Linked DNA regions of Homo sapiens: regions 2, 3, 4, 5, 6 and 7 are each linked to region 1. A link is a loop called in an ENCODE intact Hi-C map of the cell type or tissue named here. Cell type or tissue: IMR-90. All regions are shown on one strand. Links, peaks and the distances in the headings refer to the core of each region. The heading gives the core; the rest is flanking DNA. Region 1 overlaps LINC01554 (long intergenic non-protein coding RNA 1554). Region 2 overlaps LOC101929710 (a long non-coding RNA gene). Region 3 overlaps LOC101929710 (a long non-coding RNA gene). Region 4 overlaps LOC101929710 (a long non-coding RNA gene). Region 5 overlaps LOC101929710 (a long non-coding RNA gene). Region 6 overlaps LOC101929710 (a long non-coding RNA gene). Region 7 overlaps LOC101929710 (a long non-coding RNA gene).

What was found. A loop is a pair of places that touch in the nucleus more often than their neighbours do. Peaks named below come from ENCODE experiments on the same cell type or tissue, not always from the same donor. Only the 100,000 strongest peaks of a DNase experiment are listed, where the experiment ranks them.
Region 2: a loop joins it to region 1, with 2.4 times the contacts of the local background. A loop is called at or near these places in 2 of 110 quality-filtered maps.
Region 3: it touches region 1 in a loop (16-fold over the local background); 69 of 110 quality-filtered maps call a loop at or near these places.
Region 4: a loop joins it to region 1, with 4 times the contacts of the local background. A loop is called at or near these places in 10 of 110 quality-filtered maps.
Region 5: a loop joins it to region 1, with 7 times the contacts of the local background. A loop is called at or near these places in 10 of 110 quality-filtered maps.
Region 6: it touches region 1 in a loop (9-fold over the local background); 2 of 110 quality-filtered maps call a loop at or near these places.
Region 7: it touches region 1 in a loop (9-fold over the local background); 103 of 110 quality-filtered maps call a loop at or near these places.

Annotation. Positions count from the first base shown.
Region 1 is chr5:95,856,276-95,860,652 of GRCh38, forward strand. It overlaps LINC01554 (long intergenic non-protein coding RNA 1554), which reads left to right. Exons shown (of 3, transcript NR_026936.1): 2 at 603-706; 3 at 2,529-3,858. Among named protein-coding and RNA genes, the nearest start is that of LINC01554, 6.2 kb to the left of the region's middle. In IMR-90, for the core only: a CTCF peak has its summit at 2,624 (motif pointing right); DNase peaks (open chromatin) are centred at 1,236, 2,056 and 2,826; H3K4me3 peaks cover 488 bases; H3K27ac peaks cover 3,522 bases.
Region 2 is chr5:96,144,682-96,149,058 of GRCh38, forward strand. The region is part of intron 1 of LOC101929710 (a long non-coding RNA gene); the gene reads left to right. It also overlaps a transcript of CAST not described here. Among named protein-coding and RNA genes, the nearest start is that of MIR583, 68 kb to the left of the region's middle. In IMR-90, for the core only: no CTCF peak of the experiment used is centred there; a DNase peak (open chromatin) is centred at 2,150; H3K27ac peaks cover 858 bases.
Region 3 is chr5:96,599,340-96,603,716 of GRCh38, forward strand. The region is part of intron 4 of LOC101929710 (a long non-coding RNA gene); the gene reads left to right. It also overlaps a transcript of CAST not described here. Among named protein-coding and RNA genes, the nearest start is that of CAST, 61 kb to the right of the region's middle. In IMR-90, for the core only: a CTCF peak has its summit at 2,581 (motif pointing left); a DNase peak (open chromatin) is centred at 2,572.
Region 4 is chr5:96,225,310-96,229,686 of GRCh38, forward strand. All of the region lies in intron 1 of LOC101929710 (a long non-coding RNA gene), which reads left to right. It also overlaps a transcript of CAST not described here. Among named protein-coding and RNA genes, the nearest start is that of MIR583, 150 kb to the left of the region's middle. In IMR-90, for the core only: no CTCF peak of the experiment used is centred there; a DNase peak (open chromatin) is centred at 1,822; H3K27ac peaks cover 2,165 bases.
Region 5 is chr5:96,254,785-96,259,161 of GRCh38, forward strand. The region is part of intron 1 of LOC101929710 (a long non-coding RNA gene); the gene reads left to right. It also overlaps a transcript of CAST not described here. Among named protein-coding and RNA genes, the nearest start is that of PCSK1, 180 kb to the right of the region's middle. In IMR-90, for the core only: CTCF peaks have their summits at 2,216 and 3,220; DNase peaks (open chromatin) are centred at 407, 757, 2,227 and 3,217; H3K27ac peaks cover 2,575 bases.
Region 6 is chr5:96,296,356-96,300,732 of GRCh38, forward strand. The region is part of intron 1 of LOC101929710 (a long non-coding RNA gene); the gene reads left to right. It also overlaps a transcript of CAST not described here. Among named protein-coding and RNA genes, the nearest start is that of PCSK1, 130 kb to the right of the region's middle. In IMR-90, for the core only: no CTCF peak of the experiment used is centred there; DNase peaks (open chromatin) are centred at 1,136 and 1,746; H3K27ac peaks cover 3,041 bases.
Region 7 is chr5:96,334,752-96,339,128 of GRCh38, forward strand. The region is part of intron 3 of LOC101929710 (a long non-coding RNA gene); the gene reads left to right. The region is part of intron 1 of LOC107986365 (a long non-coding RNA gene); the gene reads left to right. It also overlaps a transcript of CAST not described here. Among named protein-coding and RNA genes, the nearest start is that of PCSK1, 96 kb to the right of the region's middle. In IMR-90, for the core only: a CTCF peak has its summit at 1,832 (motif pointing left); a DNase peak (open chromatin) is centred at 1,820; H3K27ac peaks cover 1,709 bases.

The DNA.
Region 1 (4,377 bases), core at 136-4,135:
AAGCCTTCCTTTATGCTATTGTACCCTTCCTCCACATGTTTATAAACTCTTATAAACATCATGGGATACAACATTCTATACTTAACCATGCCCCTAATGTTGGACATTCATGTTGATGACAAGCGTTCAATTATCATATAGGATATTTTAAAATCATTTCATGGAAATAGATTTCCAGGATCTAGATAGCATTCAGGGGAAAAAAATAATTTAGAAAGAAACAGCATTGTGTGGTGTCCCCCAGCACCTCCCAGACAAAAGGCTTTTGTCTGAAGGTTGGAGGCCTGTGCTGTCTTGGCCTAGTGAGTGCCAGTTTCCGCATGGCTGCCCCTCACCCTTGGGAAGGCTATTGGGGGGTGGGCAGTGCTGGCCTGGGTCTTGCTTCCCTGCTCCTGCAGGAAGGTCTGGGCTTCCTCATTCACTCCCTTCTACTCTCATCCATCAGCACCTTCAAACCGAAACCTGGAACTATGGTATTCTCTTTGGCTCTTAGGACGGGTTGGCTTAATGGGGGAAATATTAATAGCACTGGTGTCGGTGGAAGTGACCTTGAGCCATGTAAAAAGATTCTGATAAAACGTGTCACTCTTGTTACCTATCAGGATCAAACTGCATCACGGAAGCTGCACACGATGACACCCTGTCTGGAAAGTTTTTGCCAGAGGGCAAAAGACTGCAAGCAGAATATCCCTTTGCCATTTCTCATGTAAGTGCACACCAGAACTAATAAGAATAATTTGAGAATAAGAGTACTTTCTTTTTTTTTTTTTTTTTTTTTTGCTGTGAAACTGATAACCATAAAATTTGGTATCTAGAGTCCTGGAGTGTAACAGCTCCTTCTCATACATTAGCTTCCATTCATTACCCCACAACAGTTCTGCATGCTAGCTGGCGTTATTGCCACATTACAGTGAGGGGCCTTGGCGTCTTGGGTTCCTGAGAGATGACATTGCCATATGTGGCTCTTCACGACTGTCCCACAGGCCCTCAGCTGGAATGTGGCAGAACTGGGAGCTGAATCCAGGACAGTGGTTTCCTCATCTGCTCTAGCCAGGAGCAGGCCAGGCCACCCTTCTGGACACAGTCTATCCCACGTGGGGACAGACTGGCCAGCCCCAGCCCGTGGGTCTCAACGCGGCCAGAGCTGCTGTGAGAAATCTTGTTTGTTTTAGCCTTTGGAGTCCTGTCTGTTCTCTGACCTCTGACCCAGAACTGTGTGTTCCAACCACTTCCCAGTCTGTTGTCCTGGCTCAAAACAAAGTGAACGAAAGCTCTTTCCTCAAGCCCTGCTCTCATACTCCAGGGCTCTGTGAAAATGAGTGGTATGGGCACATGGCTGGTGAGTCACTGTGGCCCTAAAATGAGCGGGAAAATAGAGGGCAGGTCCGGGCCTCGCAGGGCACTAATGGCAGGGAAGCAGGAGGGTCAGCATCAGGAGCCTGGCCTTTGGCCCGCAGAGACCTGAGTCCTCCCCTTACTCCTGAGCTGTGTAACCTTAGGCAGGGAACTTACCCCTCTGGGCCTCAGTTTCCTCATCGGGAAAGCAGGGCTGATCATAGTGCATGGCTTATAGAGCAGTTTTGAGGATTTCATGAACAAAAAAACAAAGGTAAAGCACTTAGCCTTCTGCCTGGCATGAGTAAACCCTCAGGAAACTGTAGTTATTATTTAGTAGCCAGGAAAATACAGAACACTTAATCTGTTGGCTCCCTGGTGTTTCTCGAACTGTCAGCAAACACTTCCACATCACCAGCCAGCAGAGCCATTCATCAAACACCTTTGCCTTTGTCTGTCAGGCCTCCCACTTCAACAAGTGTCCCTGGGTTTAAGTCAGTAACCTCCTAGGCACGGAAAGTTGCCTCACGCATGTGACATGCGAGCACGTCTCTAAAGGGGCAGAGGATCTGGCAAAAACATAGACTCGCAACTTGTCTGTTTCCTGAGACACCCACAATTGGCCTCGTGGAAGTGGTTGACTTCTTCCCATAGCTGCCTGTGTCTTACTTCATCGCCTCCTCCAAGCCCAGGGCCAGCCCTGCCTGGCTGGGGGATCATGACAGTCTTTGTTCCCATATGGGCAAAGTCTTTTGAAAAGAGGGAAAGATCATTAGTTAGCTGTCAGCCTCCAGCGTGGTTAGGTCATGAGTAATTCTTCTAGAGAGCCAGAGCACTGGCAATTCATTTGGTCGAGAACGTTTTATCTACTTGAACGGCGTAGCGAGGAAATAAATGGAACAAGTTATATCAAAATCTCTGTCAACTGAACAATTCCTTACCAATCCAACAAGGAGTATGACGACGATGCCACTTTTCCTACCTTTGAGAGGTCATGCACAGACACCGCACATGAACACACCACATTATACCCCCCCCACCACAAATGGGTGTACCCCCTCTCCCCCCACATACTCACTGGTGCACATATACACGCCACACCACATTCTGTAGTGGGGAAAGGATCATGTGCAGCCTTAAGGGCTGGTTTGCGTAACGGGTGCATATTTCTGCTAGTGTTTTTGTTCTTGCAGTCAGGACTGGCCGTTGTCTGAAAGCAAACCTCAAGGACAGGACTTCTGGACTCCGCAGCCACTTCAGGCTGCTGCTCCATCGCATGAATTCCAGCAGGTGGCGCTGCACCCCGCGCGGACCCGGCTTGCCTCTCGGCCCCAGGGAGGTCGGTTGATGAGCAGTCGGGAAGTGGGTCTGCGCGCACCCCGCTGCAGCTGTGGCAAACGCAAACGATGACACACAGGCTTGACGAGGGCCTTTGTCAGAAGCAATGGGGATCTGGCGTCACCGCACAATGGAAAACAAAGTGCTTCTGCCTGGCTGGCCAGAATGCACGTTTGCTCACTATTGATGCTGGGGCATTTACAGGCAGAATGAGTTCATGTGAAATTTCAGGATCTGCCATGACTCAGATTCACTTTCTGTAAACCAGAGTCAACATTACATTTCCCTTTACTCTGGGCCATTCCTTGAATTTTTAGGTCACCAGTTGTTTTTGTACTAACTGAAGGGATTTGAGTATTTCACAAGCACCTTATTTTTATTAGCATTTTTAGGGCATTACCAATTTGGGACGGATCTGTAGTGTGAGAGATTGTTGTCACTCTTAGCTCCAAACATAGGTTGACTTTATATATTATTTACATGTTCAGAATTATACTGTGTAGAAATTCAAATGAAACTTGCAAAATACTTTTCTGGCAGGAAGCCCTGGAGAGGATCGTTCATGGAAACAAGGATGACGACTGGGGTAAGAAATGCAGGTGACTCGTGAGTGGTCAGGGAGTGGAAGAGAAGACGGCTGGAAGGTTTTAGCATTCAGAAAAAAAATGGAGACAACTAGAGTTGATCTGAAGATTATGGCAGAATTCAATATTGGGGGAAAGAAACAAGATGGGGGTTAGAAATTAGAAACAGCAGAGCTCCACAGGTTGGAAAGGTTGGAAAGGATTTGAGCAAGAGAACAAGGAGCCTGCTAATAGCACCCTGGGTTTACATCAAGAGAAGCACCTGGAGAGAATTAACTCGGGAGGAGGTGGGGGCATGGGAAACCTTTTCATCTCCAAGAGCGGGCAGGAACAGCAGCTGGCCTGAACTTGAAGGTACACCAGGTAGCTTGCGTGGGCCAGGAGAAGGTGATTCTCTTCTATGCCTCTCTCCAACGCCCTGCTTCTGATGCTGCTCCTCTACCTGTATTGAGGGGAAGATACATCCCTAAGAAGTTCCCTGAACCCCATTCTTTGTTGTGGCTAACTGGTCCCCTTGGAATTTTTCTACTAATTTTCAATTCCCCCTCTCACCTGGTGAAATCTTGAATCTTACTGTTCAATAAAAGTTCTTCTACCGAAATTTCTATACCACGTTGAATTTTTTGTGTTTCCTTTGTTTTTAGTTCTTTGGGAGTTTTACTTAGAAAAAAAAGCCTCTGGGGACTAGATAAGGAAGGAAACCTTCATGTGGACCCTCTTGAGCTCTGTTTTCTTTCCTGGCCTCACTGGTGTGGGCTCTCTGGCTGCCCTGCTGATCTCTTGCTTTACTGCATTTGGGTGAGGACTGAGGAGAGGGACAGGAGTGTATTCACTGGATACTATTCAGACTAAAGGATTAGATGTCGTAGGTGAATAAGCAAGAAAGCAAACACATAAACAAAACATCTGAACGTTTTCAATCCAAGTGGAGCAGAATTTAGCTTTTCCAGCTAAACTGCCCCACCCCTGGCACCCAGGGAAAATGGTGCTCGTATTGTAATATATTCTCCCATGGATGCATGCAATATTATGAGTATTTTTTGCCTTGTGATGTAAATTCTCTTTCTTCCTCACTCAGAAAAACATATTGTAGTTGAAAGGAAAAAAAAGAATTCTGGCC
Region 2 (4,377 bases), core at 240-4,239, 290 kb after region 1:
TTTTTTAGACGGAGTCTCATTGTGTCACCAAGGTGTAGTGCAGCAGCGTGATCTCGGCTCACTACAACCTCTGGGTTCAAGTGAATCCAGGTTCAAGCGATTATCCTGCCTCAGCCTCCTGAGTAGCTGGGACTACAGGTGCGCACCACCATGCCCAGCTAATTTTTTTTTGTATTTTTGGTAGAGACGAGGTTTCACCATGTTTGCCACTTTTATATACCGAACACTTTGCTGGGTTCTGGAGATAGAGAGATACGGGTATGCTCCTCACCCTCTAAAATTTACTGCCCATATAATTTTTCTGGGTTAGAGGTCTTTGCAAGTTGCTCTTTTGCTAGTTGTAGCCTCTCGGCATGTACTTATACTTTGAATACTTAGCTTTTGACTCTTAGCTTTAAATAATTGATTCCTAAGTGCTGTAACATATTTGTGAACATCAACCTGCCCAAGCTGTCTTCAGCTATCAGTTAATAGCTATGATCACTTAATATTAGTTTATCTTTCATTTTGCAAGTATGTGTTTTCCCAAAGAAATTCAGAACTAGGATAATGCTTTTGCAGCTGTAAACTTTCTGGTAATCATGTTCTTGATCTTGTTTGGTTACTACATTTAGGGATAAATGTGGAAAGGAGAATTTTTATTTAGGTTGCAAAAATCTGACTCCTCCCTTAACTAAACTCTATTGAAATTCTCTGACGAGATTATGAACTTCTTGCTTCCATTTCTTTGTATTTCGCCTTAACAGTTATGGATGTAGAAGACAAAGACTCAGATGTCTATTTGACACCCATGGGATAGGTAGTAAAATTACTACAAGCTTCCAGAGCCAAGGTTGGAGAAACAACTTACATTTTTTTTAATGTAAGCCAAAGGAGAGGGAAATATTAGGAAAAGGTCATTGCAAGGAGCCATGTTAAGTTAGTTTGTTTGAACCAGAGAGAAATTTTTGGTAAGTAGAACCTATTAAAATTTGACTTTAATAGTACTTTTCAAAAACAATAAAAGTGAATGTTTGATTCTCTATTGCTTTATATCTTTCCTCTTCCCCTCAAACTTGGTGGTTTAAAACAATAGCCATTTTATTATATCTCCTAAATCTCTGGGCTGACTGTGTTCAACTGGGAGGTTCTTCTGCTCCACATAAAGTCATCTGGGGCTGTAGCAATCTCAGCTCAACTGGCCCAGGGCATGTAAGATGGCATACTTACATAGTGGATGGTTGATGCTAGCTGACAGCTGGTAGCTCAGTTGGGGCTGTCAGCTGGGGGTCTTAATTCTCCTTGAGGCTGCTTTTGCCTCCTCATAGCATGGAAGCTGCCAGTCCTCTTAAAGTCTAGGCTTACTGGCACAGCTTCACTTCTGCCACATTCCAATGGCCAAAGCAGTTACAGGCCCAACTTATATTTAAGGGGGTGGAGAAACAGATTCCACCTTTCAGTGGGGGCATGACAAAGAATTTGCAGTTATCTCTGATCTATATAGCAAGGCTATGTGCAATTAATCACTGTAAAAGCTGATGTTTGAAAAAAAATGAGGGGCATAAAAAGTAGGAATTTGAACATAAGTTGTCTGCTGACCGCATGTGATATAAAGGGAGAAATTAGCTGCATGAGAATCACATTCAGGTGGACTCAAGGAAGAGCATCACATTCAGGTGGACTCAAGGAAAGGTTGCCTTAGACCAATTCCACCAGAATTACCAGGAAGATGTGTTAAAATGCAGATTGCTAGGACCCACTGCCAGAGTTTCTGATTCAGCAGGCCTCAGGCAGGGCCTGGGAATTTATGTTTCTAACAAGTCTTCAGGTGATGCTGATGCTATTGGTCTTGGGAACTACACTTTGAGAACCACTGCTTTAGACTGTGCAGGACCAGGAAAAGTGAGAACATTTAAATAGACAAAAAAAGGAATATTATTTTTCCTCTAATGCTATTTTTAGAAGCCTAGTGTCAGCAGCTTAAATTTAAGTTCTAGGCCACAGCAAACACATTAACATACAGCCTTTTTTTTTGTCAGGGTAACTAACCCTAGTGCTGCAACATCAACCCATGACATCTCATTAGCTTAACACAGCAAAGTTTTCTTCTCACTCATGTAAAGTTCATTGTGACTCAGCAGCTTCCCTGTCTGTGTCAGTATACCATCTGGAACATGTGGCTCTCAGTGTTGCTGAGGCAGGGGAAGAAAAGGGAAGAGAGTGAAGAATGAAGCACACTGGCTCTTAACTGCCTCAGTCAAGAAGTGACACGGTTACTTTGTATCAAAGTCCATTGGTCAGAACTAGTCATATGACCTCAATCTTAAGTGCAAAGGAAGCTGGGAAATGTAGGAGCGCACATGGATAGTCAGCAAGCCCTACCTGTCTCTACCACAGTACCAGATAACTTTAGTGCCCCATGTTCTGTGATTATGCACAGCTGGAAGTGGAAAGAGTTTCATGAGCCCTCAATTGTAGGTACACTTATAATTATTCCAACATTGTCATTATTACTTTTTAAATATTTATTATCATCTGTGAATAATTTATGGTTTTATTCGTAGTTTTCTATGTGGCATTAAACAGAATGCCTAATGACATCACTGTTTCGAAAGAAGATCTGTTGTAAAAACTACTTTTAACCTTGTTACAAATAATTTGGGGCCGGGCGCGGTGGCTCACGCCTGTAATCCCAGCACTTTGGGAGGCCGAGGCGGGCGGATCACGAGGTCAGGAGATCCAGACCATCCTGGCTGACAGGGTGAAACCCCGTCTCTACTAAAAATACAAAAATTAGCTGGTCTTGGTGGCGGGCGCCTGTAGTCCCAGCTACTCAGGAGGCTGAGGCAGGAGAATGGCGTGAACCTGGGAGGCGGAGCTTGCAGTGAGCCGAGATCGCACCACTGCACTCCAGCCTGGGCGACAGAGCGAGACTCCGTCTCAAAAACAAAACAAAACAAAACAAAACAAAACAAAAACCCCAAAAAAACAAAAGAACAAATAATTTGGTAAGGCTTTGTTACATCATTCTAGCTGTTCTATTGAAGACTGATTAAAGAAGCCACCACCTCTTTTTCTTTCTCATTTTGCCAACCACACAATTCTTTAGGTAAGTGTCAAAGTGATTACTTATGCTGCCGTAGTCTAGATAGCCTGTGCAGATCAGCAACAGGACATTATCAGCACTTTAAAACCATCTTATGGTCATTTTTGAAAATAAAAAAAGAAATTAATTTTTATCCCATCCATCCACATGAATCCCACTGTTAGCTCAGTATTAGAAAATGTGGTACAGAATATTGTCAGTGAGAAACAAAACAGAAGTTTGGTTCAATTTCATCATCGGACTTATTGCTATTGCCTATCTTTTGTCTGGAATTCTTTTCTTACGGTGACTTCACAAAATTGACACTGTGAGAGGGACTATTGGTCACACAGGGACTCTTTGGTCATGAGAAAATAGTTCCTAGTTTTCTTCTGCTGATGGGAAGATTTGTTTGGCAGATAAAACCTCAGGAACATGCTATGTACCCAGTCTCAGCAGGTTTGAGGCAAATTTCCATTTTAATTTTGTCTCTCAAATTCTGTTGGCTTAATCAACACCTCTGATATGTTGAAACAATATGATAATGATTTTTTTTGTGGAAATATGCTTGATTGGTAGCAGTCACCTGTCTGTTCGGCACACTAAAATACTGTCTGTCATGATTATTAGAAAGCGTCTGAATTATGTGTTTTGATGCCTTCATTATATGGCTTTAGTTTATAATTAGAATCTTCATAAGCTTTTTCACCACAATTATTCGGTAGTTTCTAGGCAGGCAGTTTCTTTAAATGAATAAGTACAGATCAGCATTACTCTCCCCACTGAACAGATGAAGAAACTGAGACAATTTCATGCCTAGCCCAACACGTTCTGGTGAGTCAGAGTCAGCGTTAGGATAAAACTTCAGTTTATGTGCTTAGGCCAACACATCTTGTGTAACTCTGAAGTTAAATTTCTGGAATCAGGGACACTCTTTTGGTTTAATATATGCTAGAGCAATAGAATGATGTGTAGTTATAAAAACTGGAAACTATTAAATCAAGTTATCTGATCCCTACCTGAGCTAGGTGAAGAAATGCCTAACTATACACGGAAGACTGTATAACAGTGGAAAGAGCAAGAGGCTAGAGTTGGAAGAAGCAGACTCCAGTGAGAAGAGCTGTGTGACCTTGGTCACGTCACTTAGCATCTTAAGAGCCTAGTGTCTTTACTTGTAAAGTGTGGGGCATCTGAAGACACATTTTCTAAAGTCTAAATTTCTATTGCAGAATTTTGAAACTGTTATATTTGTGTTTGGAAGAATCCTTCTTAGGTGAATCTTAATTCAATCAAAATTTCTATTCTCTTAAATA
Region 3 (4,377 bases), core at 160-4,159, 740 kb after region 1:
GTGGTATGATTTCTAGTCTCTAAATTCAGGAATTAGAAAATATCTGTTTCTTTATTTTCTCAAATCAAGTGGAATATAAATGTATCTATCTAAGCAAGCTGTAATGTTAAAAATTCATCTACTGTAATATCGGGCTGACTTCCTATTCAAATCTAATAAGAACCTGGAAGTCTTAATTGTGCTTAGAAAATACCTCTATCCTTCAGTTGCTTTGGGGGTCTTCATTCTTCAGGCCATCATGAATGCCACTACATCTACATTGCCTAAGTGCCAGGTCCCTCACACTCTGGTAACTTTAAGTCAGGTCATCTTATGGCAGATACAAAAATGTTTGCAGAGACTGGAAATCCACCCCCCTCCATAGGCGCCCCACTACCAACTCTGATTAATTCTGTGCCACACACTTGGGGCACAGAATTAAGCTACAGCAAATTTGAAATAAGCTATTTTCTTTCTATTAGTAATTGGGTCCAGGTACACCCACAACCCATACACTTTTCTCCTCACAAGAGGGAAGTCTTTTTCCTTTTTCTGCTCTTTCTCTCCTTTTCCTCAAAGAGCTTATTTAATTCCCACATTTCCCCTTCTCATTTATCCAAAATATCCTGTATTATTGCTTCATTAGGCAAAAAAAAAAAAAAAAACCCTCAAGCTCTGTTGATTTCAGACTGCAAGTTTGAAGTGTTTTGTATCATTTCTTCCAAAGGTAGTGGCTAGACAACTTTCAGGAGGGAAGTGTACTGGTAGTGGTTTGATTAGGTTGTATGGGCATTATTAAACCCTTGTGTCTAAGAAAAAAAGGTATGGTTTGCCTTATGGGCATGGGGTAGAGTATATCGTTCTTGCCAATCAAGACCAACCAAGATGCCTTTTAGTTTTATTCTCTCCCTTTCTAGATACCTGGCAAACACACAGTCTAATATAGAAAGGTTTTATATATGCATTGCACCACATGGTCCTCCTTGTTTAATCAGATTTCTTTGAACTATGGTGGGCACCTAACCCAAGAGTAGCCAGTCTCTGACACAGCCTCAAGCAAGAGCCCTACCCAGTAAGGGCACATTATATGGATGACGATGGACCAAGTATGGACCCTTCATATTAGGAAGTTTGAATTCATAGACAAAAAATCATTGATAACAGGAGAAGTCACAGAAACGGAGAAAGAGAAGTGATGGGAATGAAGAACCAAAGAGAGAAAAACAGTTCCCTGGTGCTAACCTAGTGAAAAGACACCTAGTTATTAGAACTATGTTCTCACCTAAGAGGTCCTCCAACTCCTCTTTTTCGGAAAAACCCAGCTCTATGTGTCCCTGTTTTCCTTCCTTACCTGCATATTCTTTCTGCATATCCTAATCCTCTGCGCAAAACTGAGCCTCTCTGTATTTCTTGCAACCTGAAGGAAGCTCACTCACATTTATTTCAAGAAAAGCTTATAAGGCTTAAGCTTTATAAGCTTAAGAGTAAAGAGCAATAAATAATTTACTGATTATTTAACATTCAAATTACAGATTATTTTATTCTAAAGTTTGAAGATTAAGAAATCCTAGAGAAATAGCCACCAATGAAAACATCTCAAAACATACTAACCTCTGCCCCTGCTCCTCCTTCTCTGGATTTTGGTCTCCCTCTGTTTTCCTTCTGCTTTTCTTCTGGTTTACGAACCTACCTCCCATCTCCCCCTCCGCTATCTATCTTTCTCTGATGTGACTCCTTTTGTTTCCCTTTGGTCTCCTTGTTGTGTGAATGTCTCTCTCCCTCTCTCCTTCAACATCTCCTTCCCTTACTCCTCCTTTCACACTCTCTTCCTTTGCTAGGTGCCTCTATGACCATTTACCTATTACTTTCCTTATTACCACCCTTTAAAGACCACAAAATGGAAAGGAAATCTGTTTATTAGAATTTATTGTGTCTATCACATTTTGTGTCCTACTTTCTTTATTGAATGGCAGGTGACTTGAGCATTTCGTTTTTCGCCTAACAGAAGGAAATACCTAAACAATCTGCTTTTGCATGTGCTGCCTGATTGACTAATTTCCGCAGGATCTGTGACCTTGGCAGAAAATAAAGTCTCACCCAGGACTCTGCATAGAAGGTTACTACGGAAACAATGGATTCTTTGATCCATTTATATTTGAAAGGATTTTTTTAAATCCCTCTGGAGATTCAAGTTGAAAAGAGAAAAATGCAATAAATTATTTACTAAATTAGATTATTAATCCAAAAGGTACAAAGCTGTTATTGCAGTGAAAGTACCGATTTCAGTTTTATTATATAAAGATATCTCTCCTGGTGATACCCTGGAGCTGACATTAATCTTTCTACTCGATTGGTTTTTTAATGTTCCCACTTTGTACATTTCCTTTGTGCATCTGAAAATAAAGTTTCAGGATACATCTTACCCTCTATAGACCAAAACTAAAGCTAACACCCTTATCATAATTCTTTTCATCCTGTCAAATAATTAAAATTTTTGTACATTTTATGTCAGCAGGGAAAGTTATCCGGCATTTGATAAGCACCGTAATGCTAATTGCTCCTGGTGTATCCAAAAGTATAGTCACCTGCCACCTAGTGTCTTAACTAAAAACTGCAGCAAAGGATCCACTCAACTAAGGTCTTCCGGCTCCCTCTGGCCCTCCTCATTGGACTCTTGGGGTTTAGCTTCAAACTCTCTTGAGTGGCAGGCAGCTCTCTCTGTGAGAGGTGACTAGACCTGACTTACCCACTCTGAACAGCAGAATCCTGCCTGTCACAATAGAGTAGGGTCCCTCTGGTCTATATATGAGAATACTCAAAGGAGTGCTCTGACTCAAGACACCATGGAAGAGCAAAGGATGGTTGAGGACGGCTGAAACAGTAATATGACATGACAAGTGTACATAGCTAATGTTATACTGCTATCTCAACAATAATTCCATGCAGTGATTGCAATGACATTTCAATTTAACATTTCACAAACCTTTACATTTCTACTATGTGCTGGTCACTGTGCCAGGCCCTGGAATGAAGCAGCGTCAGATAAGAGTCCTGCCCTCATAAAGCTTACATTCTGTGGAGGAACACAGCAAATAAACATGATGAATCTGTATTAGGATAAATATTATAAAGGAACTAAACAGGGTCATGAGGCCAGGCACAATGGCTCACGCCTGTAATCCCAGCACTTTGGGAGGCTGAGGCAGGCAGATCACCTGAGGTCAGAAGTCCGAGACCAGCCTGGTCACATGGTGAAACCCCATCTCTCCTAAAAACACAAAATTATCTAGGCGTGGTGGTGCATGCCTGTAATCCCAGCTACTCAGGAGGCTGAGGCAGGAGAATCGCTTGAACCTGGGAGGCGGAGGTTGTAGTGAGCCAAATCACGCCATTACACTCTAGCCTGGGCAACAAGAGTGAAACACTGTCTCAAAAATAAATAGATAAATAACAGGGTCATGATAAACTTATGGGAGAAGACCATTTTGTTTAAGGTGGTGAAGGAAAGCCTTTCTGAGAAAGAGGCATTTGGGTGAGACTCAAATACGGAGAATATTCCAAATATAAAAATAGCTAGAATAAGTCATTCCAGGAGGAGGGATCAGCAAATGCAAAGGCCTGGAAGAAGAAAGGGGCCTCTGTGTTCAAGGACCAGGATGAAGGAAAATACAGCTGAAGCGTGATAAGTGGCAGATAGGATGGTGTTTGTTTTCTAAGCATTGCTGATTCAGGATGTGAAAAAAAGAATTGCCTTCCAAGGTTTAAATTTTGAAATCAATGCGTAATGGATCATATATTTATTGAAATGCCTTTTGGTTTGTCAACCTAAATGAAGAACGGAGGATCTCTAAAAGAAAATGATATTTATTTAAGAATAGGGCGTTGTAATGGGAATATGGGAATACCCATGCTATAGTAAACTACATGTGTATTCAGGGAGGTAAGAGAGGACAAATGTTTTAAAGATTCTTTTGTAATAACATTTAGCTTAAAAAGCAAATGCATCGTTCAGCTGTACAAAAATGTTTTCTTTCTTTATAATCATATCTTATAAGCTTTTTTCTATTTTTAAATTTTTAATTTTTTTAACCTTTTAAAAGCTTTTTTGTTAAAAACTAAGACACCAACACACACATTAGCCTAGGCCTACACAGGGCCAGGATCATCAGTGTCACTGTCTTCTACCTCCACATCTTGTCCTACTGAGCTCTTCAGGGGCAATAACACCCACGGAGTCATCATCTCCTATAATAGCAATGCCTTCTTCAGGAATATCTCTTGAAGGACCTGACTGGGGCTGTTTTACAGTTAACTTTTTTTAATAACTAGAAAGAGTACACTGTAAAATAACAATTAAAAGTATAATATAGCAAATACATAAACGTGTTACACAGTCAT
Region 4 (4,377 bases), core at 201-4,200, 370 kb after region 1:
GTTAAAACCCAAACAGATTTATGAAAATGTAGAATGATATATACACATTAGCAGTTTTGTGTTCAAGACGGTGTGTAAATGGGGGCATACAGGGATATAACAGCTGGAATTATAAAACTGTATGCAATTTATACTTTAAAAACACACAAAGATCATAGATAGAAAAGAGTTAAGTGGAAGTCTAAAAATAAAGACTGGAAAAAGCTCATTTATGTTGGGGGGCATTGGGTTTATTTGAAAAGCAGTGAAGGTAAAATTATAGATATGTTGGAAATTTTCTGAAAAGTTTTTACTGATGAGTTATCTTATACCCACCTTACTAATGTATATGTAAATAGCTATATTTTTCTCTATCTGAGATGATTTTCTTGAGAGTCTGTTGTGATTTCTGAGTCTTTGTAGATCTAACAGAAACAGAGGTAAAAGAATACAAATTATTACTCAAAGATAGACACATAATTGATAAACATTGTCTATGAGAAGTAAGTTGGATAAACCAAACACTTTATTCTTGGAGAGAGCTGTTCTATAATACAAATCTATTCAGGGAGAAAAAGAAATTTAATTCTTGCCCCCCGCCTCACCATTCTTCTTCTCCTTTTTCTTCTTTCTCTTTTTCTATGAAATTCTACAGCTCACCAGTTACTGCACTATGTATCTTTGGGTCCCTCTGAGAAGGTCAAACTTCTAATAACTAATAAGTAACTAATAACTGTAGTTACTCTCTGATCAGCTTCTAATATGTCCCCACCTTGCACTTCTCAGACAGGGAGATAAATAAAAATAGTGTCAATATGAGCATTTCCAAACCTGCAGAAATTCTTACCCAAAGGTCTTAACTGCCCATTGGTTGTAGCTGCAGAGAATCAAGAAGGGGCAGAGTGGTTTCTTAGCCCCATATAGACTGGGTGTCTTCCCTTAGTTTATGTCCACCTGGCAATTGGTCCAAAGCCAGGGGACCAGGACCTTACAACCGTTGTACCAATGAACAGTAGGAACTCTTCAAAACATAACCAGCCTTCTGGGAGAAGGCAAATGGAGCATAAAAGATCTAATGTAGGCTGGGCATGGTGGGTTATGCCTGTAATCCCAACACTTTGGGAGGCTGAGGTGGGCAGATTGCTTGAGCTCAGGAGTTCGAGACCGGCCTGGGCAACATGGCAAAACCCTGTCTCTATAAAAAATACAAAAAATTAGCCAGGGGTGGGGTGGTGGCACGTGCCTGTAGTCCCAGCTACTCAGGAGGCTGAGGTGGGAGGATCGGTCAAGCCTGGGAGGCAGAGGTTGCAGTGAGCCAAGATCACACCACTGCACTTCAGCCTGGGTGACAGAGTGAGACCCTGCCTCAAAAAAAGATTTAAAAAAAAATCAAATGTATTTTAAGAATCTGTTTTATTGCAGATAGTAATTCATGTTTTCACCTTTTCTGGCTTCTTGATTTCTAGGTTTAACTTTCTCCCCCACTTGTTCTACCCAACAGCCCTCTTGGCCGCTCCTCCCTGGAATCATTTCCTGTCATGACATTTTTAGAAACCAAAATAACAGCATTTACAATGTAACAGCTAAATATTCCCATAGAATATCTTGGTAAAACAAGCACTTTTGCATGGTAGTTTTTAACACACTATTGGCTATGTATTCAGACTGAACCTCTTCTGAGTGTCCACGGTTTCTAGCTAACCAATGGGCTGATTGCAGCATTGTTCGCTGTCGCTCTGTAATCACATCTGGCATACAAAGCTGGCGGCATCCTGGCTTCCAGGATCTTCTTGTGTAGTGTCTTGGTTTAATGTCAGAACACACAGTTTATTCAGAGAGTGAGGGGGAGGGTGCTTTTAATAATAAGAGGCAGCTGTGTAATTCTCTGTAAAAAATGAAGCAGAAGAAGTACATTGCAATATTACATGGGGTTATGAGATACCACAAATGGAATGTTAGTTGGACAAATTCAATACATTTTGAATTCTTTGGATTTTTTTAAAAGAAGATAATCACTTGTGCTTTTTTCAATAGAATTATTTACTTAGCCTTTTACATCTTGAATTTTCCAGTTTAAATTTAGTACAGCATAAACTCAGAGAGGTGCTGGGAAAAATTTCCAAAGTGTCTGTAGACAGTGTTCTTAAACCACGATGGCAAAACCTCAAAAATAGGTGCAGCTCCATCAAAGTTAAATTGAATGACTCAATGTCTGGACCGCTCAGGTTTTTTTCTAGTTAGGGAAGGGGAGAGACTGTTCACTGTAGAAATTCAGAATCCTGGATGGAGGAAGTTTGTTTTGTTTTTGTTTTTAGAGAGGGGGAAAAAGTGCCATCATGGGAAATTAGAATAAAAACAGAAGTCTCTTTAAAAGTGTAAAATAAGAGTCAGCTTCCTTGTTTTTTGTTACTTTTTATTTTCAAAAATTACATGGTAGCCTGGAGCTCTATCTTAGATATCAGTTTACCCAACTTCCACAATTTCTAGATAAAGCCTTGAGGCTCCCTTTTCCCTCGTGTGTCTTCCTTTGCAGTCACTTTCCCACACTCGCTTGTGTATCAGACAAGGGGTGGCAACGCGACTAAGTTTTGGCCAACAATGTGTAAGGGCAAGTATGGTGGATTTTGTCACTGTTAAAAATAAAAAGTGCCTTGATAAAAATGATTTTCAGCTTCACCGATTTCACATTTTTTGTAGTCTCCCTCTTTCTCTCTCTGTGTGTGTGTGTGTGTGTGTGTGCACGCACATGTGTATGTGTGTGTCTGTGATTACAAAGGCTAGAAATGGCTGCATGTTTTTGAATGGGAATGTGATGCTTAGAGCTTAGCGGCCATCTTGGACCTATGAGGTGGCAAGACTAAGACTAATGATGGAGAGAGAGCAGAGTAGGAGGATGGAAAGAGCTCGATTCAGCTAGCCACTGTACCAAATCTGGAACATCCTACCTCTGGATTTCTTTCTGTGTGAGACAATTAATTGTCTTTATTTCATAGGTCACTTGTAGCTTTCAGTCAGTTTTTCTGTTACTCATACCTCTGTACATTTCTAATTAATACACCCTGAAAGATTAATCTGCCCAAGTTTATAAAATACACTGTAGCATAGTCTCAGTTGGAATCCAGCTCTTCTAATTTCTTGTTTATTATCTTTCCCTCTCACTATCTGCCCCTGTTCTATCACCAGATTTGTCTCTACATGAATAAATGGGTTATTGTCTTGATTAAACCTGTTAAGTATGGTACTGCAGTAAATTGTATTTGTCCCCTAGATTCGTGCCTGCATTTGCAATCCTTTTTGCTAATACGCATAAATTTTATAGCCTGTCTTTGCGTGAAAAGGCTTCACAAGTTAAGGATTATTAGATGATTCATTTTCATATTGAAAGCCTTGATTTAACAAGAGGTAACCATTGTGAGTCATGTTAATATTGAGGGAGTTTAATGTGTCAGCATGCTTACAAAGTTGACTGTATTTCAAAACCTCAAATTCTTATCCTGAAAGGTGTTTTTAAGAACAAGTAGGTAAAATTATATCAAAATAGAAAAATATAAGCAAATGTTTAGCAAAACTAAAGAGTAATAATAAAATATATAGGTAATAATATCTCAGAATATATGACATACTGTACCAAAATTATCTGAAAATTCATGTGCTCTTCCTGGATTTACCAATTATTTTTGTGTAATAAAAATCTTATCTGATTGGTTTTCCTCTACCTTTAGAATAACGATTTTATGTGACCATAGAATTCTAGGGTTGAAAAGATTCAAAAATCCATGTTATCTATTACCTGGCTTTGAGAGAGGACCCATCAAATCATTTTACCAGGTGAGAATGGATGATTTTCCAAAGATTCTATAGAAAAGAAAGTTGTAAGTTTTCTTTACAGAATAGAGAATAATCATGAACTGTATCACAAACACAAATGAAATCGTATTTTAGGAGCACTTTTAGTTAGTTATGTGAAGGATACTAGATACAAAGGATACTTTGCTCCTTCTCCTTAGAAGACATTTTGCTTTCCCATAGGCCATCAAATGACCTTTCACGCTTCAGCAGTGTTATGACTGCACTTGCTTTCCATCAACAATGCCTTTCAGAATGCTTTCACAGTACAATGACTTAGTTTAGAAAGCATCCATTGGAAAAAAAAGACACTATTTCCATGGCAGTGGCAGCACCATAAAGAAAATGAAGCTTGGAGAAGCACAGAGATGCAGATGTTAAACAGTGGTATCTTCCTGAGCCCGATAGCCACAACAGTACTGCAGGAGTGTTGTATTGTAGAACAATCTTTTTTAAGTTAGAGTGAATTCTAAATTTAGTGAATGTATAGCTCAACACATCAAGTTGTTGACAGTGAACATTATGCATGATTATTCTGTATTGTGTTTTAAG
Region 5 (4,377 bases), core at 282-4,281, 400 kb after region 1:
TTTTGGAATAGGTGAAGATTGAGGGTTTTAAAAAAATTTCTGTCTTTAAGAATTTCCCATTAAAACACTATTTTTTAAATCTGTATCCAGAGCTGGAATTTTATATTGCTAAAAGTATTACAGCCTATTCTCACTTTTATTCTCCTTTGTCGGGCATATTTGCTCATGTCTAAGTCTTTTCAGTTATTCTTAATCCTACTTAAAATCTTTGGGTGGATTAAAAGTTGCATTTCCTTGTAGCTTATGTTGCAAGCATCAAATGATTAAAAAACGAAGATAATTTATTTTCCTACCATAAGCTTAATGACTCATATTCTGGAGCGGATGGGGGTTGGCAGGGGGAAGAAGGGAGGCAAAGAAAAGTAAAAAGTAAATAGCAGGCATGTTTCAGGAGAAACTCCAGCCAGGGCTGTTGGGTTGAACTTTATCGATGCTGCTTCATGATATGTGTCAAAATAAATGCAGGAAACAGCTTTTGCCTCAAAGCTTGGAATGTTGTGGTTAACTGATATTTAGGTAAAGGAATGTTACAATTGGAATAGCTGGCCTAAAACTCTTCCCAAAACCATCAATTTTATTTATTAAACTTGCTGAAAAGACGAAAAGTGACAAGGAAAGGCACAGATCATTTATTTATTTGACAAGTTTCTCAGAGTTCTTTTCCTTGATAAAGCAGCAATGACGATGAATTTTATTATGCTTAGTGTATGTGTTTGCTTGGTTTAAATTATTTACATATTTACTGTTAGGGCAGTAATAAAACCAGGTCAGTCCAAATAACTTTTTTTTTGTCTTGTCTGTGGAACACTATGAAAGTTGCATTTTTAATGGATGATGACCACAGTTGTTTTTAGGATTCCTGAATGAAGTCATGAAGTCTGAAAAATTTTGGAACCTAGAGTTTTAACTCATGTTACAATTTGAGTAACTGCTTTACAGAAAAGGGCCTGGTCTAATTTTGAGACTGTGGCTTGATTCTCACAAGTTTGATGCTCATTTCCCAAGGATAATATATATAAGCCCATAATTAAGGCTGTACTTTAGTTAGACTTGAGTTGTGAAGAAAGAAATTCAGGTTACTTTAGGGTTCCGTTCCTCAAATCTGGTGTTCTGTGCTATGCTTTTACAGTTAAGTGTGCTACAAAATAAAGTCTTTGGGACCCTCTGTTAAATAGGTTTAAACTTTTTTGGAACAAGATTTCTAAGAGACTTAAATGTGCAAGAGAGCATTCTGACTGAGAAAGGATAAGGCATGTAGCATTTCCAGATCATTAGCAAGCAGTATCTATTCTCATCTCTCAGAACTCTGTTTCTCAGAGCATGGTTAAGGAGAATTTTTATGTATATAAATGTATCACCATCAATAATCAAGGCAGAACTGTATATTTATATTTACATAGTATATATTACATATTATATATAAACTTACATATATATTATATAAACATATAATTTATACAGTATTTATGTGTTTATATGTAATATGTAATATATACTATATAAATATACAGTTTATACAGTATATTTGTGTGATATAAATATACGGTATATAAATATATAAATATACAGTATATAAATATACAGTAATATATATATATACTATATAAATATACAGTTATGCCTTGCTTATTAATGATGATACATTCTGAGAAATGTGTCATTAGGCAATTTTGTCATTGTGCTAACATCATATTTTGTATTTACACAAAATTAGATGGTATAGTCTGCTATGTGGGTAGGCTATATTATAAAACCTATTGCTCCTAGGCTACAAATCTGTACAGCATGTTACTGTACTGAATACTGTAGGCAGTTATAACACAATGCTAAGTATTTGTGTACCTAAACATATCTAAACATAGAAAAGGTACAGTAAAAATATCATATTATAATCTTATGGGACCACTGTCATATATGCAGTTGATCGAAATGTCATTAGGTGACACATGACTATATATAAATACATGATAAAATACATAAATATAATAATAGTATATACAACCTCTTTATTATTTTCCTGTTATTATTTAATCTAAGCCTAATGTTGTATTCCCTCTGCAGAAACCCACATCATAACGGGCCAGCACAGGGAGGGGCACCAGGAATCCAGGACCTGTTGGTTATTTAATTGATGACACTGGCAGATTATGGTCTCTTTTCCATGCATGAGACATGGTGCAGGTCTGCATGACGTCGTCTTCTTTTCCCTTGTGCATTCATAAGACAGATGGCCCAGATGGCGCTGTGATTCATTGTGAAGCAGGAAGGAGATAACGCAGCAGCATCTGCAGTGCTGCTGGGAGGAACACATCTGTAGCAATTGGGTGGATCTTTACTGCCTCTGGGCTGTTTCTCCCTGTGCTTAGGTGCAGGTCTTGATGAAGAAGAGAGTTCTGGGGGCAAGAGCAAAATTAATTTGTATCTTTATCTGAGTTTAGAAGGTTCCTGGGCTCCTGTTAATATACATCAAAGCAGTTCTAGAGTCATCTTAAACTTGCTCAACATTGCCAGTGTGCATGTGTAGAGGGATCTCTGTAACTCTATTGGGTTCTGATCAAATGCATTACAAATAATATGCAGGAATCTTAGCAAGGTTAAACATCCATCTTGGTTGGAAAAAAAAGAAATGTTTTCACTTGGGAGGCTTAAATATATCTATTAGATTATACTGAATTGTTAAATAAAGTGGGGATATCTTGGGATGGAAAGGATAAAAGGCAAGATTGCTGAATTGACGTTGATGTTGACATCAGTTGTTTAAAAGGATTGTTTGGTATTGCACTCCATTCAAAGCCAGATAGGGATAGTAAATCCAGGGAAGACATTCTCATGAGCCTTCTCCTAAGAACCCCACTACTCACCCTTCGTTTGACTAACATTCTGCACAGCAGCAATTTCATGCATTGTTCTTTATTGATTCATTGGTAACTGCTGACCCCAGAACTAAGTGATAACACTGCTTTCCCTTTGGTCAGTTCTTTGTTCATGTATTCTTTACAGTTCTCCGAGGGCTTACTCACTATGGGTAAGGCACTATGCATGGCATCCAGGAAAACACAGCGGCGCACAAGGCGCACTCTTTTTGCCATCCACAGTCGTGTACACACTAAACATACTAAAAACTCTGTGTGATAAATTTCATACAAAGTCATGCAAAGGAAGTGGTTAACAGGTTTGTAGAATGTGATCATGAGTAGGCAGATTCCAGCCACTAAAGGCTCAGCATGGACCACCTTGTAAGTATGCTGCATAAGGATTCATGGTGAGTAACAGCTTAGCCACCTCATTTTTTTGAAAAAAAAAGAAAAAGGAAACTCACATTACTGTATTCTTTCAGGGCTTCATTTTGCAACTTTCATGCACTCTTGAAGTAAAGGCCATGACATCGTAACTTTGGTTTCTTTTCAATAGTTCACTTTCTGAGAGTGTAAGTGGGTACTTGGTGTATCATAGGCCATTATCAGACCTGGACATGATCGTGGGTTTGGTCTGTTGCTCACTGTTTCAGAGGCAGGTCTAAGCTATGCCTCCTCTGTTTCAGAAAAATTGTTCTGTGATTTATGATAATATTTTCATTAATGAGGTTTCTACCTTTTATTACTATTACCTTCATTTTGAAAAAATCATAGTCATTGATCACATTTCAACCATTTTAAGATAAATGCTTTTTCACATTTTAACATCTTTGAAATCAAATGTGTCTTGTAATCAATGGCATGTCATAGTTTAGTTGGCAGCGTTCCTCCTCACCCTTTCAAAATTTTTCTTTAGAGGCACATGCCTCTACCTGTGAAGCATTGGAGACCCACCCCCCACCATGTTTCTGGTACATGACACATTAAAGGAATTCAGGGATGCATGACATTTGGGTCCTACAGTTGTGAGAAAACCAGGTCACTTTATCTGATATCTTGACATATTACTTTGTCCTCTCCTAATAGCATAGATATGATAAAATTGGCTTATGAAGTTATACTGTTTCATAATGAATTCATCTAACATTTAGTGAATGCTATAAAGCATATGTGTTTTTCCCCTATGCACTATACACCATGGCCACATTTGAAGAGTATAACAGGTGAAAAATACAATCTTATATGATGAGTTAATCTTATAAAATGACTAAGGGAGGTGTCATAATACAATATACAAATAAGTACTAAATGAGAAGGTCAGACAAGATAAATCCCAAGTGGGAAGAGGTTACTTTGGGCTGGGAAAAGTTAATGGAAGATATGAGAGGTGAACTGGGCTTTGAAAGCTATAAAAATATGTATGAGTAAAAACAGAGGAAGGGGAAAGTATGTTTTTATTCCCAATTTTTTTAGCATCTATCTTTGGTCGACACAGCTGTACATGAATGCAAAGTGGAAGTGT
Region 6 (4,377 bases), core at 180-4,179, 440 kb after region 1:
TTACAAAACCATCTTCAGGAGGCCTTTTCTGGCTAAACCTATCCTAGTTTGATTACTTTCTAATGTAAATCTTCAGCTTATATGTATTAAATTCATAAGATATTACTTTATGGTTGTTGTCATATTGTTTTATAATTCTTTGCAAATTATTTTCTGTTGAAGCATCCTTTTGTGTCTGGAGAATAAATTCTCAGATTATAGAGGATAGGTCTTTGCTATTTTTGTTACCTGCAAAACAACCTGAAGAGTGAATCTATACAAATTTCATGATGCTAAAAATAGATAGTATCAGATAAACCAAGAATCTTGTGAATTGAAACTGAGCAGAGATATTTGGGTAAATTTCTGACTCCTAGTTGCTGGTTGTGTTAACTCTCTGCTGATGTCTGCTCAACTGTGTTGGTTATATCCAGGCTATTGTAATACTGCAGGTTTGGAGGAAAATGTGTCTTTGCTATCTGTTCCTCAGTTTTAATCATGGACTGGTTTTCAGTAACAGAAATGCTAGGAAGTTGTCCCAACTTCAGATTTCATAATGGCTTGCTGACTACCCTCTTGGGCCCTAACTGATGCTTTTCTATTGCTTCTCTACATTCGATAATATTTGGTAATTGGGTTTGCATTACTCTGAATTGTTTTTATGTCTTCTGGTGTCAGTTATAAAATCATAAGAGTTGTAAAACTGGAGTATATTTTCAGTGTGAACAATTAATTACATTCTCTTAGAAAGATTTTAATGCACAAGATAGAAATTAGTTCATTTTTTACATATTTAGACAGCTTTCTGTTCCAGTAGGTTATTTTGTCACTGATGTGTAGCATTTGATAAAGAGTCAGAATTAGCTGGAAAGTTTTGAGCAGGGAATTAATATGACTGAGTGGTTGTCCTTTCCAGGAGAATGTTTTTGAAAGGGAAATTCAAGGAACAACAACTGCTTTATTCAAACGAATAATTTGAGGAAAAACTTGGGGGTAGAGAAGGAAGCAACCTAATAGACAATTTCTTATTTCTACTCTGAGTAAGGTTTTCCTCCATATCCAACCAGATGTAGCAGTGTGTGTGTCTGGTGGCTTTGCTGTTGCTGTGGCAAGCTGCTGCTGGTGAGGGAGAGAACTGGGGTGATGTCATCCCTTCCCTCATCCCAACCTAGATGCTTGACATGAAACAGCTCTTGGGATGAGATTTTTGCAGCAACTCTATCAACCCATGGCACATTTTTTTATGCTCTCCTCATGTCTTGCTGTTAACTAAGCAGGAAGATAAACCTGAGCCAGTGGGAATTAGAAATATATCCTTTGCTAGTGACAGAGGAGGCAAAGATGAACTAGGCTCAAGTAATCTGAAATAGCTATCATTTTTTGTTTGCTTTTATTCTTTTTTTTTCTTTATCTTAAGTAGTGGTATGGCTATGCCTGGCTTCCACGTTTTTAAATCCTAGTAGAACCAACAAAATTTTTCTTCATAGTTTATGGTGTCTTTCCTATAAGACCCGGGAGCACTATATGCAGAACAATTTCTAAATAGAATGCTTGTAAGCAAGTTAGAAATGACTAGAGTTCATCTCCTATGGTCTTTTTTGTGGTGAATGTGCGGGTGCTCTCAGAGAATAGAGAAATGTAGAAGCATCTGATTCACATTCATTTCACTCCAGCCAAACTCCAGTCTTACCACATATACAGATCTGTTGCCACATGGTATTTGCTTAATGCTAAATAGAAATCTTGCTAAACTTTAAACATGTGCGTGTAGCCTGATGACCCTAGGCCCACAGGAATCTTACACAATTCATCCTGGACTTGTTGGAAAAGAAGCTTCTCTGTAGCAATGGTGCAAAACCTGTAAGCCACCGTTACAAAACAGGATGTAAACAATCCAGAGGCCTGGGCTCAGAATATTCTCTTTCTCCTCTTTTGACTTTAAATCTATTTCTTTTAGTTTCTGCTTAGTAAGAAGTGCTCATAGCTGAGTAATACAGACCACCCTTGCTAGACAATCCAATAAATTAATCTTTGTTTCAAATTGCTATTTGGCAGTCATTAACACGGGATAAGAGTAATTGGTCAACTAGATGGCAGAGACAGAATTCTGGATGCAGAAAGGGTATTTGACTTCATTTCTCACTGTTGAAGTAATTGTACTTATTTCTGTGTATTGCTGTGAAGTCCAAATAAGTTATTAAAAGTAAAGTGCTTGGGACAGGGCCTGGCAAATGGGAAGTTTAGCAATTATTATTAATTCTAAATATATTCTATTGGGAATATTAGTGTCATTTTTTTAGTGCCTGAGAACAAATTTGAACTACACTTGACAAATACATAGGCTTTTGAAAACCACTAACTATGGGTTAAGAAACTTTAGTCTGTATGTAGGCTTTTATATCCTTTTCCATCGAAATTGAAACAAATAACAGTTTAAGCCCAAAATACTTGAATAAGGGGTCCACATATTAGCTACTTTAAGCAATTTCAGTTAGGGAGAAGATTTATGAAAAATGCTAAGCTCTCAGGACCCTAAATTAGGAGAGTGTGTGTGTGTGTGTGTGCCTTAAAAATTAAAGACAGAATTCTCTATTTCTAAAAAGGCCTAGTAAATTTTTAACTGGGCCAGGAGCAGTGGCTCACACCTGTAATCCCAGCACTTTGGGAGGCCGAGGCGGATGGATCACCTGAGGTCAAGAGTTCAAGATTAGCTTGGCCAACATGATGAAACTCCGTCTCTACTAAAAATACAAAAAAAAAATTGGCTGGGCGTGGTGGTGGGCACCTGTAATCCCAGCTACTTGGGAGGCTGAGGCAGTAGAATTGCTTGAACCCGGGAAGCAGAGGTTGTAGTGAGCCAAGATCGCACCATTGCACTCCAGCCTGGGCAACAAGAGCAAAAAACTCAGTCTCAAAACAACAACAACAACAACAACAACAACAACAACAACAACAACAAACAAACAAAAAACATGTAATTGATTCATTAGCTGGATCTGGGATCAAAGGCAATGAAGCACCAAAAAAAGAAGGCAATAGAAAAAGACTGAAATATTCTAATAGTGTCACTTTAAAGTGGTTAGCCATGGCTTCTAGTAGCTAACTGAAACGGCTGGGGGAGCAAATCACAGTGTTAGAAAATATCACAATGCCCTTCTCTTTGGTAAAGTTGTACTTCTTGGCTCCCCTGCTCCCATGCTCCTGTTGAGTGCAATCCTCTTTCCTCCTCCACAGCACACTGGTCCCTGCTTTGTTGAAGCATGCATATTTCATAGAAGCACTACTACTAGAAGCTCTGGGTAAATGACCCTGATATGAAGTAATATTTATCTTCAGCATTCACGTATACATCCATAGCATGTGGTTTGGTAGAAAATTTGTCTAATAAGACTATGCTTTATAATTTCAGTGCTATGTGAATTTTATTTTCTATTGTATTTATTTTTATTATATATTGACAAGTTATAGTTGTATATATCTTTGAGGTACAAAGTGATGATGTGATTTTTTTTGTGGAATGATTAAATCAAGCTAATTAACATATCCATCACCTCAAATATTTAACAGTTTTTTAACAGTTATTTAACAGTTTAACAGGTTCCTTGCACATTTCTTTATCTAGTTATTTCTTTTCTTTACAGTTGTTTGAGTTGCTTATGTATTTTGGATATTAATTCCTTATCAAATGTATGGCTTGCAAATATTTTCTCTCAATTTGTAGGTTATCTCTTGATGCTGTTGTTTCCTCTGTTGTGCAGAAGTTTCTTATTTTGTTGTAATCTCATTTACCTAGTTTTGCTTTTGTTGCCTATATTTTTGGGGTCAACTATAAAACATTATTTCACAGACCAATGTTGTATAGTTTCTTCCCTGCTTTCTCTAGTATTTTTATAGTTTCAAGTCTTATATTTAAGTCTTTAATCCATTTTGAGTTGATTTTGTATATGGTGAGATCAGGGTCCAATTTTATTCTTTTTTTATATGAATATCCAGTTTTCCCAATACCATTTAATAAGGAGATTATTTGTTTCTCATTGAATATCCTTATCACCTTCGTTGAAAATCAATTGACCATAGATATGTGTTCATTTCTGAGGCTCACTATTCTGTTCCATTGGTTGATGGAACTATTTTTATGCCGATACCATGCTGTTTTAATTACTGTTGCTTTGTAGTACAGTTTGAAATCAAGTAGTGTGATGCTTCCAGCTTTGTTCTTTTCAGCCAATGCTTGCCTTTGCTATTTTTTTTTTTGAGGTCCATAGACATGTTAGAATTTTTGTCTATATCCATGAAAAATGACATTGAAATTTTTACAGAAATTACATTGAATCCATAGATAACTTTGGATAGTATGAATATTTTAACAATATTAATTCTTTCTATCCATGAACGTGG
Region 7 (4,377 bases), core at 196-4,195, 480 kb after region 1:
ACCTAGAAGCACAAAAGTGATCCTTACCCTTGGAGGCAAGATCAGGAGCGCACAATACAAGGGCTGACTTGTTCATCCACTGGAGACTCTGCTACAGTATAAATGCAATATCAAAAATGATATCTAAATTCATTATCCTGCTATAGAGGCAAATGAGCATGAGCGCCTTCCATTTCTTGCCTCACCCATGCCTAGGAACAGAGCTCCACTCACACCCTGCATTATCGTCCTCCAATTTCAGAAGATGCATTGTCTCCTTTTGTTCAAGGCCGACCCCAGTTACACATGCCAAGACCAGGTTCCACAGCCATCCTCCCTCTTGAAACATCCACCTTTCCTCTTGCAGGGGTATGTCCTCTTCAGACTACAAGCTTACTCATCTCCTTCCCATTCATTAAAAAAGAAGTCTACCTTTGACCCCCATGTCCTCTTAGTGATGTCCTATCTCTTCTTCTATTTCATCCAAACATCTTTAAAGAGTTACCTATACTCAGTGTGACCACTTCATGTGCCATTCACTCTGCATCCCCTGCAATCTGGCTTCTGCTTTTGGTAAGGCCACCCATATTGTAGCTGGAAAATTCAGTGGACATTTTCCAATCTTTGTCTCACTGTATGTTTCTGGGGCATTTGGCCATGTTGCTTGTGTGCACCACTCACTCTCTATGATAGTCATATTATATTCTCTCAGCTTGCCTCATTTGTTTCTGTTCTTTCCCAACCATGGTCTCCTCTCCCTCCATCTACCACCCACATGCTGGGGTTACCTACCTTTCTGTTTTAGCCTACCGCTCTTCTCATTACTGATACTCTTCTTGGGTGGATTTTTCTACACTCAGGATTTCAGCTACCATCTGTATAGTAATGACTGTCTAGTTCAATCTCCATCTCCAATTTCTCCCCCAAGCTTTAGGCTCACCAATTCCATCACCTGCTAGGCAGCTTTTCTTGGGCACTCTTCAGACATTTCGGATTCAATTGCTCAAAAGCTACATGTATCACTTCCCTCCAACCTAAACCTCTATTTGTTCTGTTACCTTCTCTTTACCCAGTGACAAAAGTTATAAAATGTCTGCCTTGACTTTTTTCTTCTCCTCACTCCCTTTATCCAACTGATCATTACATCCTGATGTTTTCCCCTCCTATGCATTTCTCAAACCCATCCTCTCAACTCCACTCCTACCACCACTACCCTATCTCAAATGCACCTTCTTTTAACTGGACCAATATAACAGTCTCTCAATTGGCTTCCTGGTTTCTAGACCTGGCCCACTCCATTCTCTCTCCAGAGCTACCTGAATGATTCATATACAAAACAGTAATCTGACCCAGTCCTTCTCTTGCTAAAGTCATTCTGAATCTACACAAGGAAATTCAACCTCCTTTCCTGGGGCTGTCCCTTGTCTATCTCTTAAACCTTAGCTCCTACCACCCGCTGCCCCCTATTTTGACTCCAACTCTCAACCGGCAGTAGTTCTCTGCAAGTCTTCTGTTCTCTTTCTGTTCTTTACTTGCACATTTACCAATAAATATGTTTTACTCCAGTGTATTAGGTTAGTATTATAAGGGAAGTTTCAAGTTCATTTCATATTAAACATTAGAGCCTTCATGCTTAGGGAGAGAGGGAAAAAGAGAAAAAACCCATAGCTAAATACATAGTTAAGTCGCGTTCTTCTCCAACGCAGCCAAAAATTGGACTGGGCCTGAGATATTTGTGTGCCCTGTTTGATTGAAAGCTGTTAGAAAGTATGCCAAACATTTTAGATTTTTCGCTCCCAGAGTTCTTGTAAACCCGGCAGAACTTGTCTGTTATGAAGAGTGGACTGCCCTCTAGAGGTTCCCATTGGAAGGAGCACATCAAACCCACAGTGTTAAGGCATTCTGCAGTTTCTTGTGAGGTTTTGCTGTAGACATTTACTATTACTGTTCTTTGTCCCCAAAATGCTTTTCCAGATGTCTAATTCTGAGTCACACATTTTTAATTTACTTTGGGAATAGAGATTTGGGGTAAAGCATGTGATGGACCTCAAAACACTCAATTTGGAGTCAGGAGATGTGACTTTTAGTCCCGGTTCTTCCTTTAATATCTGAGGACTTAGATTTCATGTCTGTTAATCAAGTAGTAGAAGATCACACTTCAAAACTGTGAATCACCAGAAAGTATGTTTTAGGAGTAAAACTGGGAAGAGTTTCATTAATTCAGTAAATATTTAATATGGAAGACCCTGGGGTAAGAGCTGTTTTGCAGAAGCTAGGAGTTTACGTTTGATCTTTACAATGTTAGATGAAACATATTTGAAAAAAAGACACTTGGAAAACATTTGGGCTTGCAATTTAAATGGATGAATTTAACCCTGATATCATAGAACCCTGAAAGCGAAACTGAGCTAAAACAAAGTAAAACTTACTCTGATTCCAAGGGTCTCTTCTGACATGAGAGTGGAAATGAATCACACAACCACACACACACACCCATAGACACCCTAATATGCCATTAAGCTCTGACCCAAACCCCTTTTAGCCTGGTTTCCCCTTTTCTATTTTCAATCAAGAGAGAAAAAAAAGGAAGTCTTTCATTTAATGGTAAGAACCAACTATGGTCTCTGTATGCTCATATAATACTAAAGAATTATAGGTAAAATTATATTTTATGTACTTTATTATGGTACTATGTCAATTGACATTGAACTTCATAGTACACTGAAGAAAGGGAAAAAATATTAGGACACCATTTATGTCCGTAGTAACACTGGAAGTAAGATGCCGCAAAGCTCAGGACACAGTAGCTAGGAAACAAGACGTCTGAATTCCTGTGATTCCACACATGTTTGGAGGGATCTGGGGACACCAGCTGGATCTTCTGTAATGCAGGTAGCCACATCTGTGCACCATGGTTATGATGCTCACTTCTGTGGAGTTCAATGTTAATGTCCTCTTTGGCATCTACCTCCTCCAAGTTCAAAGCTGGACTGCTGTGCTGGGAATCCAGCAACCTGAACCTTTTTCTTCATTACAAATCTGGACATCTTTGGACTTGATTTCTGACATCAAATCAATGGTTTTACTTCTCTCTTCATTAGTTTACTGTCTGTCTTTACAAAGTCCTCTGGGCATTAGCAAAGACATGAACCTAACAGAATACCTCTAACATTTTGAACACATATAAAACATTAGTACTTGAAATTTTTCCTTATGTTTCTATAGCTAAGGAAAACTTTTAATTTTTTTTTTCTGTCTTAGCCTACTCTATCCAGCATTCCTTGCTGGAGGCACAGCTAGGATGAAAGCTTTGGAATGAGAAATGAAAGGAGTAAATAGACTTGACTTTACTAACAGTGTCCATGTTTTTATTCCTGAAAGTTATGACACAACAATTGTTAGACCATAATCATTAAGAAGTTCTGTCATCATCTTCTGTTAGGTTGAAACGTTCAACAAACAAAACAACAAACCTATTTTTATTCTGCTTTCATATTTCAAATGCATTTATGCACTTCAAATTTCAGTTTCAAATATTCTTGAGAGTTTCAAAAACTCTGCATCGTTTTTTGACTTATGACTTAATGCTATATGCTGCCTTATGCTGTTTTACTTCTGCTTTCTTCATACTTTGCTTCATTTATTATCCTATTCTTTCCTTCCTTCTTCCTTTGTAATCCTTGTTTATGGTATTATTAGAACTTGTAAATTTCTGTAGGTAGTGGTTACAATATAGGTAACTCACAAGGCCTAAACAGGTATATTTAGATAATAGAAAGTATTGAACTCTGAGTCTGGAGTGGGAAAAGTTGATCACATCACTTCTCCCCCCAAACAACTTTGCTCTGAGATTTAGTCTAAAGAGATTCACTTTTCAATAAGTAGAAATGTGATTTGGTGGATAGCTTGCTGCTCATTCCAAAGTATATTATATTTCTCTTTCTGGAAGCGAACCCCTGGGAAGAGGGTGCTTGGTGAGCTCTGGATGCCGTGCCCAGAGGCCAGGGGTTTTTGGAAATGCCGCAGAACATCCTGTTCCTGGGAGCCCTTCTGCCTGGTTGTTTGTGCTCTAGAGACTTGGCTCCTGGTGTTCTTGCTCAGACCTTTGGACTTTGGCAAGGCTACTTCTCATGTTTCTGTCTTCCTCTGTGTGCCATTCTGGCTCTGTAGATGGTTTGGTTTTTTGTGTTGTGACAGTGGAGGCTGCTTGGAGTGCACTGCCAGGCATTGGCTCATGGGCACTCTGCTCCATTTCAGTAACAGCAACAGAACTTGGATTTGACTGGGAAATAATAACCATTACTGGAAGAAAAAAGTAGCAAAACATATTTCCTAATATGTGCTAACATAATGAGGGGCCAGGTCTCCAGCTTTACGGGTGATTATTATAGTTTTTGA